Regions from separate parts of the Homo sapiens genome. Here region 1 is linked to region 2. Evidence: read pairs that join two places in POLR2A ChIA-PET (ENCODE). Cell type or tissue: MCF 10A. All regions are shown on one strand. Each heading gives the region's core, and the rest is flanking DNA. Links, peaks and the distances in the headings are about the cores only.

Region 1 (2,907 bases), core at 287-2,786, 80 kb after region 2:
TCTGCCTCCTCCATGTCCCAAAGTGCTGGGATTACATGTGTGAGCCAATGCACCCAGCCCCTTCCCTTGCTTTAGTTTTCTTCATGTCCTTGCCATGGCCTGACAAATTGCACACTGTGTTGCTTTATCCATTTACTCTTTGTCTTCACTAAAACATAAACTCCAGGAGGGCAGGAACTTTTAGGGTTAGTCCCCTGCCCTATCTCCAGTGCCTACAACAGCCCTGCATTTAATAAATGTTTGTTGATGGGCCAGGCACAGTGGCTCACGCCTGTAATCCCAGCACTTTGGGAAGCCGAGGCAGGCAGATCACGAGGTCAGGAGATCGAGACCATCCTGGCTAACACAGTGAAACCCCGTCTCTACTAAAAATTACAAAAATAATAATAATTAAAAAATTAAAAACAAAAAATGTTTATTGAATCAATAAATGACACTGAGCCAAGGCTGTGAAGCTGTGCTGATGAACCATCTGGGACTGTAGGGGACTGTCTTGGTGACATTCTAAGAAGTACTCTTACACAAGTACAAACTAATTGTCCTGGAAGTACAGGGAAGGCAGAGATCAGTTCTGACCTCTGGGCAGGGACGAGGAGGCCTCTGAGTGATCCCTTTAGGCTGGGTGAAACTTCAAAGGTGGCAATATAATGAGAGAGAGAATCTCATGTGGAAGGAATGGCAAGGGCAGTCAAGGGCAAAGCTGTTTCCAGGGGCAGAAAACCGGGTTAGGGAGACCAATCCATGTGGCTTTGGGTTTAGGGTTGATAAGCAGGTGAGGAGGAGGCTAGGGCAGGTTGCAGAGGGCTTTGAATGCCAGGTTGTTTGGAGTTTACAAGTCTCTGATAGTGTCCTAAGAAGAGCAATCTGTATCTATATATCATCAATATCTATATCTATCCATATACACATATACACATAATAAAAACACACGTGTGTTTATTTATTTGAGACAGGGTATCACTCTATTGCCCAGGCTGGAGTGCAGTGGTGCAATCTCAGCTCACTGCAACCTCCGCCTCCCAGGTTCAAGCGATTCTCTTGCCTCAGCCGCCCAAGCAGCTGGGATTAGAGGCGCGCACCGCCATGCCCGGCTAATTTTTTTTAGTAGAGACAGGGGTTCGCCATGTTGGCCAGGCTGGTCTCGAACTCCTGGCCTCAAGTGATCCGCCAGCCTCGGCCTCCCAGAGTGCTGGGATTACAGGCGTGGGCCACCGCGCCCGGCCTTTTAATGTATAATAGCCTTTTAATAGGCTCCCATGATTCAGTTGGGGCATAAAAGATTTTACAATGAAAATCTCCTTTCCACTTGTATTCTCACGGCCCCCGCCAGGGAAATTTGCCCACCCGGAGAAGTAACCAACGTCCTTATGTTTTGTGTCCTGCTCCAGCCGATTCATGTTTACAGCGAGTCCCTCACACCCGCCGTTTCAGGTTACATACACGGGCGGTGCAGCGGAGAGCGCGGCGGCGAAGTTTCAGGCCCCTGCCCAGCCCCACTCGCCGCAGCCAGGTAGCCCCTCCACCCTTCCTGCCCGGAAGTCCTGCGCGCTCCACCCAAGGACAGGTGGGTTAGCCAGGGCACGCCCACTTCCGTCTCATTAGCCTATCGAATACGTTATGCAAATTGACACACGACCCCGCGCCTCACGACAACCAATGGTTGCGGAGGCGCCGCAGGTCGCCCAGGTTCCCGTTCTCAGGATGCTCTGGGAGCTCTGCCACGTTTCTGCTGTGGCAGGAAGAACTGAAATTCCAGAAGCCGGAGAAACAAGCCGCCGTCAAGACTGCTGAAGCGAGGCCTACGGCCCTGTAATCACACAAGCTCAGGCTTCACGGAAGCTGGAGGCCATGTCGCCTGATCCCCGGGCTGACCCCTTCCCTCCCTCCGCGTAGTTCCTGCCAAGCTCCAGGTGCCCGGTGCCCACGTAGTCTCGGTGAACGCAGAGAAATCACTGCAGATGTAGCCACGCTTCTCTGAGTTAAGGACTCGGCGTCCGCAGGAGAGCCAAGGCCTCGCTGCTGGGGGTCAGAGCCTCTCAGAGAACAAGAGGCAAGTCCAAGTTCTGCCTCCACCACTTGTTAGCTATGCGACTTTGGGCAATCCGCGTCACCTTTCCAAGCCTCATTTTCCTCATCTGGAAAATAGGAATAATAACACTGCCCTCCCAGCTACGATATGAGGACCAATGGCTAGTCAAATGGAAAACACGAGGGTCTTTGCAAGCCATTGTGCTTGGTGGTTAAGAGTATCACTTCGGTTAGACAGATTTGAATTCAAATCCTGCTTTTCCCAGTTACTTGTGTTCCAACCTTAAGCAAATCACTTACTTTATCTTCTGATTCTCACTTTCTTCAACTGTAAAGAATTCCATGGGCTGTTGTTAGGATTAAATGAGTTAAGGTTTATTGATTGAGACAGGATCTCTGTCACCCAAGCTGGAGTGCAGTGGCACAAACACAGCTGACTGCAGCCTCAACCTCCCAAGCTCAAGCGATCCTCCTGCCTCAGCCTCCCAAGTAGCTGGAACTACAGGCATGCACCACCACACCTGGCTAATTTTTTTCTTATTTTTGTAGAAATTGAGTCTTACTAGCTGGGCGCAGTGGCTCACACCTGTAATCCCAGCACTTTGGGAGGCCGAGGCGGGCAGATCACGAGGTCAGGAGATTGAGACTATCCCGACTAACACAGTGAAACCCCGTCTCTACTAAAAATATAAAAAAAAGAAAAAAAAATTAGCCGGGTGTGGTGGTGGGCAACTGTAGTCCCAGCTACTGGGGAGGTTGAGGCAGGAGAAAGGCGTGAACCCGGGAGGCGGAGCTTGCAGTGAGCCAAGATCGCACCACTACACTCCAGCCTGGGAGACAGAGCGAGACTCCGTCTCAAAAAAAAAAACAAAACAAAAA
Region 2 (2,907 bases), core at 187-2,686:
ATACCCACCCTCCCCCAGTACAGGAGGGGCAGTAATGCCCACACTCTGAAAGCTAAGTTTGCCAGAAACACTAAGGCATCCTGGCTGTTCAGTACTGGGTATTCAAGCAACAGCTGAAAATATAAACTCATTTTTTTCCGTTTTATCCCGCCCCATCTAATAGCCTCACCGTCCTTGAAGTCAAATTGGCCTGAATCCAGGATCAGGCTACTTACAAATATTTGAGCTGCAGTGAGGTATTTAATTCTGAGTCTCAGTTTCTACATCCACAAAGTAAGATCTGCTACTAACTCCCTTGCAGGATTAGTTTGAAAAATAGAAATAACACATAAAATGGACCTGCCGCAGTCCCTGTAAAGACAGTAAGCTCCACAAACGGTTGCTGTCTATACCGACTTCCCCAACGCGACGTCGCCACGATGGGTGGCAGTGGCGTTGTCAGGGCAGTGGGAGCATCCGTGGCTGTTGGTACAGTATCAGCCCTGGGTGGAAACACGGATTCAGCGACGTGTGAAGGACACACTGAGTGGCTCGCACCACCTGGTCAGGGCCCTGCGTGACTAGGCACTGGGAGAATGACTCACGGCTTTCCACGTGCATGGCCTCAGGAGACACATTTAACCGTTCAACACCAGTAGCCACCGACCAGCTAGGCTGCCTGCCTCTTCCGAGGTGAGCTTTCTAGCATGCCTGACCTCAGCAGCGTGTGGGGCTGGGCACTGCCTCCAATCTCTTCTTCTGCCCACTGGTCATTCAGGAGGGAAAAGGAAGCCCAGACAGAAAGAAGAAAAAACAAACCTCACACCCAACACCAATGGCAGCTGCCCCTGCCCTGGGCCGCAGCTTCCTCCCAGCCCCCTAAGCATCAACGGGGTGGGGGCGCAGAGGGGCTGGGTCACTCTCATTCACAAACACACCCCACACCCTGCTCTCTGATGTGGAAACTACTCAGGAGGCAAGCTCTAGGGGAGGCAAGCCTTACTCCCCCTTGCCTTTCTCAAAAAACACGAGTCCTTCAAGCCTGCACAGCGAGGACAGAGATTAGAGACCTGCATCCTCGACTAGACAGACGGGAAGACAGAAGGGAGGGAGGCGGCAGGAACCACAGCCTGGGGAAGACAGAGCAATTTCATTGCTGGCCCCTAACGACAGTGTGGCAACCGATAAGGGTTTGGAACAAACATTTTTGTCATCCCAGCCCCCTGCCCTCCCCCACTGCGTCTCCCTGTGGTCTGCCCCAGCTGTGGGCATGTTTAGTCACCGGCTCTACTAGCAGGCAAGAATGTACCTGCGAGTGCTGGCAAGTCGTGAGCAGCCAACGGCCCAATGCTACCATAAAAGGAAACATTCCCCAACCCTTCCAGAGGAACCGTTTTCCCAGGGCTGTCCCTAGGATGGCTGGAATTCCTCTAATTGTGTGAGGAGGAGTCAGAGGCTCTGCTGCTGAACAACAGGAAGCAGAGCCCCCAAACACACTCGAGGGCATGCACACAGAGGCGCACGCACGCACAAGGGCATGGACACACACATAGACACGCAAGCATCTGTGCATACACAGTCACATATGGAGGTAGGTGTACAGAGGTACGTGTGCACAGAAATACATGCGCACACACGTGTGCAAAGCCATATACATAGATCCACACAAGGCACACAGCTGCACACGCATTCACAGATGCATATCCACAAGCACAAGTGCAAACACAGGCACGCAAGGCACATGTATTCACAGGTGAATGTGAACATACATGTATGTACATAGCCATGCACACACACGGATGTATGCACAGGCACACACACTTCAAATTCCGAAACCCCAGAGCCAAATTCAGTGTCTCCTCTCCATCCACCCGAGCGTCCCTAGCTCTCCCACTTCTCCAGCCTTCCCCGTCCAATTCCTGAAGCCAATTTACCACTGTCAACACAGCCTAACCATACCTTAAAGAAATCTGGATTTGTTCTGCCAGGAACATTCATCTGGACAAATGCTTTCTGAAAGGCAAACTGCTGGGAGGCCTCCTCATTGCATCTCTTACCGCACTGCTTAGTATCCTAAATCCACCGGCCGGATGCACCACGAATCGTACCATGGCCCCATGCAACCGAAAAGGTCTTTCCAATGCTCAGGAAGGGTTTTGGTCTGTTATCTTGTGTGGCCTCCAATAACCTTACAAGGTATTGTATTGTAATGTACAAAGCAGGTATTATCATCATTGTTTTGCCATCTTTCCACACAGCGGTTCTTCTGGATTTGTTCCTGATCTCAGAGGCATCTCTTCTGGGCAGTGGGGTGGTTAGAATTCTTAGCAACCAGTGGGCTCTTTGGCCTACTCAGTTTACTCTGCAGCCCACCTCCCCACCCTATGCATTCTAGTGGAGACTGCCATTGGCGCCCACCCCATCAACCCTTCCCCGCACTGTCATCTCACAGGATGAGCACATTCAGAGTCCGGCCCAATCTGCTTGTTTTGGCTCGAGTCCTTATTTGGCCTGTAAGGACTGAAGGCTTATTTGAAAACGCCCTTCCTTCCTCTAAACGGGAGGAGGCCGCCAGGGACAAGCCTCTTCTGGGACACGAGCCCCCTGCCAGATGAAAGTCTAGCCGTGGTAGGCGCCTGAACCCACTGCCCCAGCCCCTCTCTTGGTGAGGGTGGGGTAGAGATGGGGTTATGAGTCACTCTGCAGTAGTTTTCAGACTTTTCAAAAAGCAGCGGCAGTCCTTCCTCAGATAAAATCTTCCCAAATTCCTGAGCAAGGGACAGTGGGTGGTGGAGACAGGGTTCCTCAGAGCACAGTTTGACAACCACTAGTCCATGTGTCTGGAGCAGTTCTGCAAAGGAGGAAGCCACAGCCGAGAGCGCTGTGGCCCTGGGTTCCGCTCTTCCCCACGCAATGCCTGGCCCCTTG

Evidence for each region. ChIA-PET counts read pairs that join two places held together with the same protein. Peaks named below come from ENCODE experiments on the same cell type or tissue, not always from the same donor. Only the 100,000 strongest peaks of a DNase experiment are listed, where the experiment ranks them.
Region 1: POLR2A ChIA-PET joins it to region 2 with 13 read pairs; 20 of 35 experiments call an interaction of 5 or more read pairs at or near these places.

The regions. Positions count from the first base shown.
Region 1 is chr22:36,408,596-36,411,502 of GRCh38, forward strand. It overlaps MYH9-DT (MYH9 divergent transcript), which reads left to right. Exons shown (of 3, transcript NR_183573.1): 3 at 1,432-2,406. Among named protein-coding and RNA genes, the nearest start is that of MYH9-DT, 21 kb to the left of the region's middle. RefSeq lists an enhancer at 552-1,172. In MCF 10A, for the core only: no CTCF peak of the experiment used is centred there; a DNase peak (open chromatin) is centred at 1,646.
Region 2 is chr22:36,328,275-36,331,181 of GRCh38, forward strand. The region is part of intron 3 of MYH9 (myosin heavy chain 9); the gene reads right to left. Among named protein-coding and RNA genes, the nearest start is that of MIR6819, 43 kb to the left of the region's middle. RefSeq lists enhancers at 1-113, 114-743, 722-971, 2,634-2,907, 2,763-2,907. In MCF 10A, for the core only: no CTCF peak of the experiment used is centred there; DNase peaks (open chromatin) are centred at 597 and 1,307.